Linked DNA regions of Homo sapiens: region 2 is linked to region 1. A link is a contact called in ENCODE Hi-C or POLR2A ChIA-PET data. All regions are on one chromosome and are shown on one strand. Each heading gives the region's core, a stretch centred on a gene start or an enhancer-like site at or near the end of the contact. The rest is flanking DNA. Distances are from core to core; before and after follow the strand shown. Region 1 overlaps ACTN1 (actinin alpha 1). Region 2 overlaps ACTN1 (actinin alpha 1).

Evidence for each region. Hi-C counts contacts between places; a loop is a spot of excess contacts on that map. ChIA-PET counts read pairs that join two places held with the same protein, here RNA polymerase II (POLR2A).
Region 2: POLR2A ChIA-PET joins it to region 1 with 12 read pairs in AG04449. The contact joins two enhancer-like sites. A Hi-C loop is called at or near these places in 2 of 168 maps with a recorded cell type or tissue (endothelial cell of hepatic sinusoid and transverse colon). POLR2A ChIA-PET finds 5 or more read pairs at or near these places in 8 of 52 experiments (A549, AG04449, AG04450 and 5 more).

What each region holds. Positions count from the first base shown.
Region 1 is chr14:68,892,215-68,896,866 of GRCh38, forward strand. ACTN1 (actinin alpha 1) reads right to left here. Exons shown (of 22, transcript NM_001130004.2): 9 at 1,441-1,533; 10 at 1-69. Among named protein-coding and RNA genes, the nearest start is that of ACTN1, 85 kb to the right of the region's middle. Within about 2 kb of position 2,099, at least 3 of the 41 ENCODE cell types and tissues checked have a DNase peak (open chromatin) inside an H3K27ac peak, as active enhancers do.
Region 2 is chr14:68,942,992-68,947,643 of GRCh38, forward strand. All of the region lies in intron 1 of ACTN1 (actinin alpha 1), which reads right to left. Among named protein-coding and RNA genes, the nearest start is that of ACTN1, 34 kb to the right of the region's middle. RefSeq lists an enhancer at 1-118. Within about 2 kb of position 2,725, at least 10 of the 41 ENCODE cell types and tissues checked have a DNase peak (open chromatin) inside an H3K27ac peak, as active enhancers do.

The DNA of each region.
Region 1 (4,652 bases), core at 849-3,348:
GGCATGCATGGTGTTCTCGGGCACCCGGTTCTCCAGCCACGGGATTGTGCGGCGGATCCACTCCAACAGCTAGGGTGGGAAGGCGGTGGGGGCAGGAGGTGAGGAGGCGGGGAGGGAGTGTGCTAGGGCCAGCCTCCCTTTCCTCCCAACAGCCCTCCCACATGGGGAAGGGGTCTCTCCTAATAGCACACTCCTTCCCAACCACTGACATTCCCAGGCCATGAAGTCAGCTTCCAGGGTGTTCCCTCTGAGAACCACAGGCTTCGTGAAGCCTGGCTACTAGGGTACATCGACTCACAGTCACGTCACTCAACCTCCCTGCTTTGCTAAGGGAAGACCCATAGACCTGGTGTGAAGTTAGTGCAACTAAAAGGCAGGAAGGAAGCCTGGGTTTTAGTACCAGGTTCTAACTGGCTGGGCCTCAGTTTCCTCATCTATACCATGGAGGGGGTTAACAGCTATTTCCAGAAGTTCTTGCCATCTGACTTCCTAAGAATCTAGAATGTGGGTCTCTGACTTAAAAGGGAAGAGGCTGGCTTCTGGGCAGAGAGCTGGCCTGGAGCACAAGCAGGCACGGCCTGGACTGTTTTCCTTGGGCCAAGGTGATGGTGGTGGAGAAGGTGGAGGGGTGCACATGACAATAGGAATACACTGAACACCTGCAGGGGGCCAGGCACATCACACACATGGACTCATCTGAATCACCACAGAAACACTACAAAGCTAAGGGCTGTGATCACCTGCATGTTACAGAGGAGACAACCGAGGCCCTACCAGGTCCTGTAACTTGCCAAGGTGACCTGGCTGGAATGGCAGAAATTTAAACCCAGGCACTTGGGCTCCAGAACCTGCGTTCTTACTATGCTGGGCAGCAGATCCACCAAGAGGCTGGGCTGAGCAGCTCAACGGGCTGAATTCTTTCAAGAAGAGGAGGCTTAACCTAAATGTAGCCAATGGCAGAACAGGAAACCCAGCACTGTGCCATCCTGTTCCCTGAACAGTAGGGGACAGCCGCTACTTTTGGTAGCTGTTATGCTAGCCTGAGCCGGCACTAATTTACCGAAAACCCTACCCTCACCCTCTTAGAACCAGATGTGCTCCTTTTCTCACTGAAGCAAAACTCACAGACTAAGAGTACACTAGGCTGGAAAGGCTTTGACATCCCCTGGCTCAACTCTCACTTGACAAGTGAAAAAAACAAGAAGACTCTGAGAGGCAAAGGGATATCCTAGGCTCATGATAACTCAGGGACTGGCCTCTGCCCCCACCTCACTACTTTCTGGGAGAGCCACAACAGAGCTCAGGCTGCCCTGGACTAGCAGTATTGGGATCAGAGACTATACAAGCCTGAGACTATGCTCCAAGGAAAGACTTGGAGGTACACGTTCTAGGGGACTGACTCTTGCTAGAGTCAGGCCAGGTGAACCCGGGGGTACCCACATCACTGGCCAGCTTCTCGTAGTCTTCCATAAGCTGCTCGTTCTCCTGGTTGACGGCCAACACCTTGCAGATGCGATTGGCTGCTGTCTCCGCCTGGCAACAAGACAGAGAGAGTCACGACCAGCCAGCCCCAGCAGCAGGGGCACCTGGTACACACCTGTGCTGACAAAGCCCCTCCCATCCCTGCAGCTCCCTGTGGTTGGAAGGGAGTTAAGAAGGCTGTGAGGTCACATTCCTCCTCTCTCCTTACCATCCTCCTTGCCAGCCCATGGCCAGGTCCCATGGGTCAAGTGAGCCTGGACAGAGGTCTTGGTGGCTGAACTGGGCCCCTGGAGAACAGCCTGAGTTTAAGGCCCAACCTGCAGGTTGGGAAGAAACTAATCCAATGACTGATATAATCAAAATACTCAGGTCAGGTGGAGAGGTGAGAAAATTCATGCCCATCCTGGAATTCCAAGTGGAGGCACTGGAACTGCAAGGCTTAGGACCTCTGGCTGGATTTTCCAGGGTCTTGGAGATGTGGGAATTCAAATCCGGGAGTCCTGGGATAAAGTGCTGACTGAGAAATCATGGGACCTCTTGGGATCCCTGCAGAATCTCCCAAGGCTCTTGGCCCAAAGCCTGAAGCACTTTAGAGAAAACTGACGGACATTCTACTGCACCCAAGTCCAGACTTCCGGATCAACCAAGTATGGGCTCAATGCCCAGCAAACCCAGCACAGGCCTCTTCCAGACAGCTAAGCACACATCATGCGCTGCGTGCTGGGCTAGCAGGGACCCAAGATGGCCTCAGCAGCAAAGGGAAGGAAAGGGGACTGAATGGCAATCCCAGGCAAAGACTAAGAAACCTTAGTGGGAGAGCGCCTTCTGCAGCTGTGGGGGCTACTGTACCCCTAACACCAGCAGGGACCCAGCATTCCTGAGTCCACTTCAAATAGGTGGTTTTAAAATCCAGCTGTGTTCTTGCATACATTCCAACCCTACACCAAGGGGGAAGTGAACTCAAAGCCTTTTGGGGGCCAGAGGGTAGAAAGGAAGACAGCCTGGGGGTGGGAGAAGATGATATCTGTGAGAAGACAGACATGCATCCTGAGACCCTGGAGAAGGGTGCCCTGCAGATGAAAAATGATCCCTGGATTAACAGGTTGAAAGACAGGACCTCACAACTGGTTGATGAACAAGACAAAACAGGTTTCAACTGCAGCAAGATGAACTGAGGCTGGTTGTAAGGAAGAGCTTCCTGAGAATGAACGTGCTTAGAATTGGAAGGAATGACTAAGATGGAAGACGGAAATGTTTTTTCCTTGAAGAACTTCTCGAATCCGCCCACCAAATCATGTGCTTTGTGGATGGATGACTATGCTGGGGTGTGTGGGGCAGGGGGTAAGGGGCAGAATGAGATCATCCTAAAGGCCTTGTCAGAAACACAGTCAAGGAGGTCAAGGGAGGCATGACCTGCAGAGCAAGGTGTCAGAATGGGTTGGGAGAACCAATAAGGAGAAGGTGGGAATGGCCAGAGGGTGGTCTAAGAGTCCCCTGAGGTGGGGACTTTGAGTCCTGGGCCTCAAGAAACTGAGACAGGGAGTCACATCCTTAGGCCCTCACCCCCTGACCCCAACTCAACCCTGTCCTGGAGATGCCATGACTGCTTCTCACCCACAACTCCTGACTGATCGCCATCTCTCTCGAGAACCAACAAGCACCCACGGGGAATCCCAAGAAGCAACGAAGAGGGAAATGCTTTTCCTGGAGCCTGTCTAGGAGACCTGGAGCCCCAGAAAGCAAGTGGGGCCATGGGAACCAGGCCAGCAGCCTCATGGGACTGACTGGGGAGCAGCTTGCCGGAAGCCCCAGACTACTTCCCTTCAAGGCTGGGGCAGGGGGCTGCAGAGAGACCCGCGTGTCCTCCTCCAGGCTGATGTTTTTGTGAGGATGTGCCACCCCGGAAGACTATGCCAGAGATGTGCCACTCAAACAGCTGAAACCCCTTGGCAGCTACTCATAACTGGCACGAAGCAACTGCGGCTGTGATTTTCATGGATAAAGCCACCTTCACCTTGTTACTCTCCTGATCCATCGGCTCGATGGTCATAAAATCTGATGTGTGCCAATTTATCAAACTGGTGGACTAAGGTCTGCATTTGTGGGATTTTACATGTGTCCTATGGGACCTCAAGAGCCTCGCCCATCCCCAAGAGCCTGCTGACTACTCCAGAGTCAGGGTCAAAAGGGCTCCCTTCTGGATGAAGTCTGGGGGAGATTCCGGGTGGGCCTCCTGGGGACTTTCCACAAAGATCCAACCGCATTCCCAAGCCAGAGTCTCAGCCACCTGCTCCCAGGATGGCCTCTCCAGAAGGAGACTGACTGAGAATACCATCCATTATAACCAGTGAACCAGCCTTCAGAAATAACACACAAGTACCACGGGAGACACAAGAGTGCTTTCTGTATGGCAGGCCAGGCTGCAGACTCCACCGGGTTCCCTTGAGAGACAGCCCAGCTCCTACATTACCTTCAGGAAGCAGGTTCCTGAAGTCCAGATTTGATTTTTCTAAAAAAACTACGGCAGAATCCTCAGAACCTCATCCTCTCCCTTTCTCTCGCAGCCTGACTCCCCCTACAGGCAGGATGCACCACAGAGAAGCCCACTGGGTGGTGAGTTGGACCTGCTTCCACGTGGTCCCTTGATGAAGGCGGCTTCATCACCCACCAGCCTCAGCCTGAGAAGTAAGATGAGGTCAGCTGGGAAGGCCAGGCTTAGGCCCACGGGACACGATCCCGGGAGCAGAAGGAAAGGCCGCTGGGGGTGACAGGCCTTCCCCATCACCGCAAACTCCTGGTTTTCTAGCTTTTTCCTCTCACAGCTACAAGAACCCCATGAACTCTGAGGGATCTAGGAGAGAGGCACCCAGAACCACCAAGTACATAAAGAATCTCAAAGACAACCCTTTAGTCCAGAAGTTCAAAGGAGAGATGTGTTCTAGGGGAGGAAAGATTCCTTCCCTGAGAACCTCAGGAACTGAAGCAGCTTCAGAAGCAACTTCAGAAGAGAACCCCGGGAGAGACCTGGCTTCAGGCTATTCCTGAAGAGGAGATGGGCTGCTCTGGCCCCAGCAAGAAGAACCAGGTGCCCTGACATGAGATAATGTAACAGATGCACAGATAATTGATGGCTTCATGAGATAATGTAACAGATGTAACAGATAATTGAT
Region 2 (4,652 bases), core at 1,475-3,974, 51 kb after region 1:
TTCCGCAACACAAAGTTTCTTCTCCCAAAACACAAACACACAGATCAGCACATTAAAAAGCAGCACAGAAACCCTCACCCAGGCCCAGGACAATGTGACCCAGTGCCATCACTGCCTTCCTGGCCTGTCCACTAGGCCGGCGGTGGTCTGGGGTGTCAACAGCTCAGCAGGCTGAGCAGCTCGCCAACACCTTGGTATGGCCAGCCCGGTTTGAGGGACAGGGCGGCAAGGTATCAGCAAGCAGGGAGCAGCAAGCTGAGGAACAGGAATGTGTCTGTGGGAACTTCCATTTCCAGAAGCGTGGGAAGAAGGGCAGCTGCAAGCAGATCTGTCCACCTCTGCTGAGAAGCCCAGGGACCTCTGGGTAGTGCAGGGCAGGACGGGACAAGGGGCTTCCGCCTGTGGTCAGTGTATTCACAGTCCTCTTCAAAGATCAGAGAGATCCACGCCTGCTGTTGCCCACCAGCACCGGGGCTCCTAGGCTTCACTTCAGACACTGCAGCAAGGGCAGCCCTGGGGTGCTTTCGGCTCCCCAGCCCCCTCCCCCCAACCTTGAAAGGAAAGATCAGCGTTCCATCCTCAGTTTCAAGATGGGGACACTGATGGCAACGTGGACTTCAGGGAGCCCCAAGGGGAGGTGAGGGAAGGAGAGGGAATCATATCCTAGGGTTGCTCAAAGATGTTGGCTACCATTATAACCCTCAGTGAGTGCTCACTCACTGTTATCATCACCCACGAGGCATGCGCCATCTCAGCAAGTCCACTCAACAATTCTAGGTTAAAGGAACAAAGGAACAGGACACCAAGGGCCAGTTCCCCACAGTCACACAGCTGGCAAGAGGCAGAACTGAGGTGTGAACTAGGTCGGTCAAAGCCTGAGCCTGCTCCACTCTGCTGGGAGGCTAAACTCTTCCAGGCCAGCCTTCAGACTCCGTTCAGGCTGGGGAATGATGGGGACTCATCCAGCTCTGCCCACCAGCCTGCACCAGTCCCTGCTCAGTCTCAAGCCACACGGGCACCCACTCAGCTGTGCCCAGGCAGTCCCTGAGCCCAGTGGACTGGGGAGGAGAGCCACAGGGCAGCCCAGGACACTTCAACGCTTAAAGCCAGCCACGAGAGGAGGCTGTGGACCTGCTGGCCCCCTGGGGATGCAGAATGGGCCAGCAGGTTTTTCTTCCAGGTCTCAGTTTTAGGGAGATGGAAAGAGGGTTTGAATTCTGTCTTGGGTTTCTGAACACAAAGGCCATTGAGAAAGACCGATGAATAATTAAAGGGGCCACCAAGCCGATGATGTGTGCCAGAGTGTGGGCAACTGGCTTGCTAGGGCTTGGACTGGCCCGATGTTGGCAGCCTCCCTCACGCAGGCCACTGCAGATTCTACAGACTCGCCCAGGCTCCAGGCCTCCCCTGCCAGACAGCTGCAGCCAGATTCATTCATTCCTTCCTTCCATAAATTCTTACTGAGCACTCATTCTGTATCAGGGACTAGGGTTACATCGTGGGCAAATACAGGCACTGTCCTAAGTCATGGAGCCTGCAGTCTAATGGAGAAGACAAACAATAAGCAAAGATTTTATCAATGCGTGTATTTTTGTACACTAAGATCCAGTGCCTATAGGAAAGGTCCTGGAAGGCATAAGGCTAAAACAGGACCCTGAACTGATCCTGGGGGGCTGTAGGGGGGCAGTGTGTCTGATCACTGCCCCAAGGGAGTCAGTGAATCTATAAGGCTGGGGAGTATTAGATGAAAAGTTCGTAAATGTGAAGGGGGCCCACATAACCTGTCATCCAAACCAAGGCACCAGGGGGTCTACTAATAATTACACCAGCATAACAGGTATAGGCAGAGCTGTAGGTCACCCTACACGTGTGTGGGGCGGGTAGCTGTAGGTCACCCTATGCGTGTGTGGGTCAGGTAGCTGTAGGTCACCCTATGCGTGTGTGGAGCAGGTAGCTGTAGGTCACCCTACGCGTGTGTGGGGCTGGGCAACATGGTGAAACCCTGTCTCTACTAAAAATACAAAATTAGCTGGGTGTGGTGGCACGTGCCCATAATCCCAGCTACTCAAAAGGCTAAGGTAGGAGAATCGCTTGAACCCAGGAGGCGGAGGTTGCAGTGAGCCTATTGCACCACTACACTCCAGCCTGGGCAACAGAGTAAGACTCCGGTTCAAAAAAAAAAAAAAGAAAGAAAGAAAGAAAGAAAAGAAGAAGAAGAAGAAAACAAACAAACAGCAAAGGCCCCAGAGAAAAGAGAGTAAGGTCTGTTCAAAAAACTGAAAAAAAAAAAGTCACAGTGCAGGAGGGAAGAAGAGGGTGCCAGAGACTGGAGATCAACTAGCCACATGGGTGTTCGGGTTCCTGCAGCTGTTGTTTCTCCTGAGAGCAGTGGAAGTCACCGAAGACATTTTATTTTAGCTGAAAGAAACAAATGGGGCTGTGGCGGGCTGAGTTGGGCTGGGAGTGCCAATCAGATGCTGGTTACATAATTCCACCTGCATCTTAGAAAGAGACCTCTAAATGCCATGGGAAGGGCAGATCAGAGATGGAAAAGAGTGGCTGAAAAGAGACCAAGCACAAGATCACGAAAAGGTCCCAGCCAGAGACAAAGGGAGCCAGTCCAGGGTGGCAGTGTAGGAGAGGGAGAAGCAGGTGGATACAAGAGATACTCAGGAGAGACGGGGAGGAGGGGCAGAGGCCACACCCAGATTTTCAGACCTGAGCCAACAGAAGGAGGAACAGGCAGAGAGGCCACAGCTTTGCACCCATACTCCCTGCCTGCCCAGACACCTGGGGCAGCTCGCTGTTCACAGCAGTCCCCAAAGGTCCAAAGTCCTGAGGCTGCAGATCTAATTGAAAGGTCTGAGTGGAAGAGCTTCAGAGATCAGGATGTCACTCCCAACCCACTGCCCCAAGTGTTCTACCAGTGTCAACCCAATCAATCTTAACCACCCCAGAAGGCATCTCATTTTACAGATGAGAAAACCGAGGCCAAGAGCTCACAGCCACTCAAGGTCACAGCGAACAGTAGATGCAGGAGCCAGAATTCCACCCGCGGTGGCAGTCACACACTTTCAACCACAGGCTCAGTCAGCGTGACTCTCCCCAGGGCCTGGCAGCAGGTCACCGTGCCCCGGCCACACTCTCACAACTGTCCGTAACAGGGCCCCTCCGCTCACAGCCCACCAGCCCACCAGCCCACCTCACCACCACCAATCAAGTCACCCTCTGGGGGTGGGGCCCAGCAGAGGTTGAAATCCTCCTTAAGGGCCTCTTAAGGGTAAACTGGAAAGGATGACATAGTAAGGACCTAAAAGGGGTTTTCTCTAATGGACCAGGCCAACTTTGAGAAGGAGGAAGCAGACAAGGCAGTGGGACCCCAGTTCCTGGCATCATCAGCTGACCCTGGAAATACCTATTCCTCAACTTCCCTATCTGAACAAGGGAGCCAGCCCTGCCTGTGCTTCTAGAAAACTTCCCAGCCCAATAAAAAAGGCAGAGGAAGAGGGGAGAAGTGGCAGAAGTCCTACCCACAGGACTTCCAGGACTCCACCAGCAGCCCTGAGGAGGAGTCCCAGCCCCTCCCGCTGGGTCCATGCTGCCTAAGACCGCGCCTACGCTCTGACACCTGTGGATTCCCAGTGGTTCTAAGAAGCCCAAGGCCCCACATGCTCACTGGGGCCCTGGTTTTCAGAAGGCACACCTGGGGAAGCATCCTAGTGGGGCTCAGGGCTCTGTCCCACCATCCATCCCCCACTTAGTCTCTGCAGGTTCCCAAGGCCATCATGGAGGCCCTCAGCCCTCACCTCCTTCCTGTCACTCCATCTCTCTCCATCCCCACCTTCACCTTTTCCATGCTTTAGTGGAATGTTTGCAGGCACAATGGACACACATCACTGGGAGATCTCAGTTCTAAATCTGCTTCCACCACAAGGAGCTCAGGGCCTCAGGCCAGCCCCTTCAAGCTTCAGTCTCACCTGCAAAGTCTCCCACTTTCCAAGGGGCCATACTTGTCTCATTCCAATGGGCCCCCGTGAAGATGGAATGACACAGCAACTGGCAGAGCAATCTGAGGGAAACGGCATTTCCCAGACTGGCCCGATTATAAAAAAGGTTAAAAGTAGAGACCCCTCACCCCAACAACCACCATTCTGGTTCAGGAGTTCTGGGATGGGACTCACAGATTGGTATTTTAACAAGTAACAAGTACTCCATGTGAATCCTATAATCAGGCAAGTTTGGGCAACTCTGGGCTACAGAAATGTATATAGGAAGTCTGTCTCACCACACCTCTGTGTGGAGAAGAATGGTTCGCTAAAAGCACCCCTTGGCCCATCCACACACAAAATAACAACACACTTAGGGAGCCTACCAGGTATGGGATGCCAGCTTGGGTGGTTTACATCCATCATCTCATTTAGTCTCGGCAACAACTCTGCAAGACAGATTGTCTTTTTACAGAGGAAGAAACTGAGGCTCAGAATAAGGACCAGCTCAAGGACACAGCAAGTCAGACAGCAGAGCTTGCCTCCACACCAGTGCTGCTGGCTCCAAAGCTGGGTTCTCCCTAACACTCTGCAGTCTCTGCAAGGTGAAGTCTTCTGCAGGGAGGGGCCGAACACAGAATGCAGCTCCAAGCAGGGTTCCCGTTC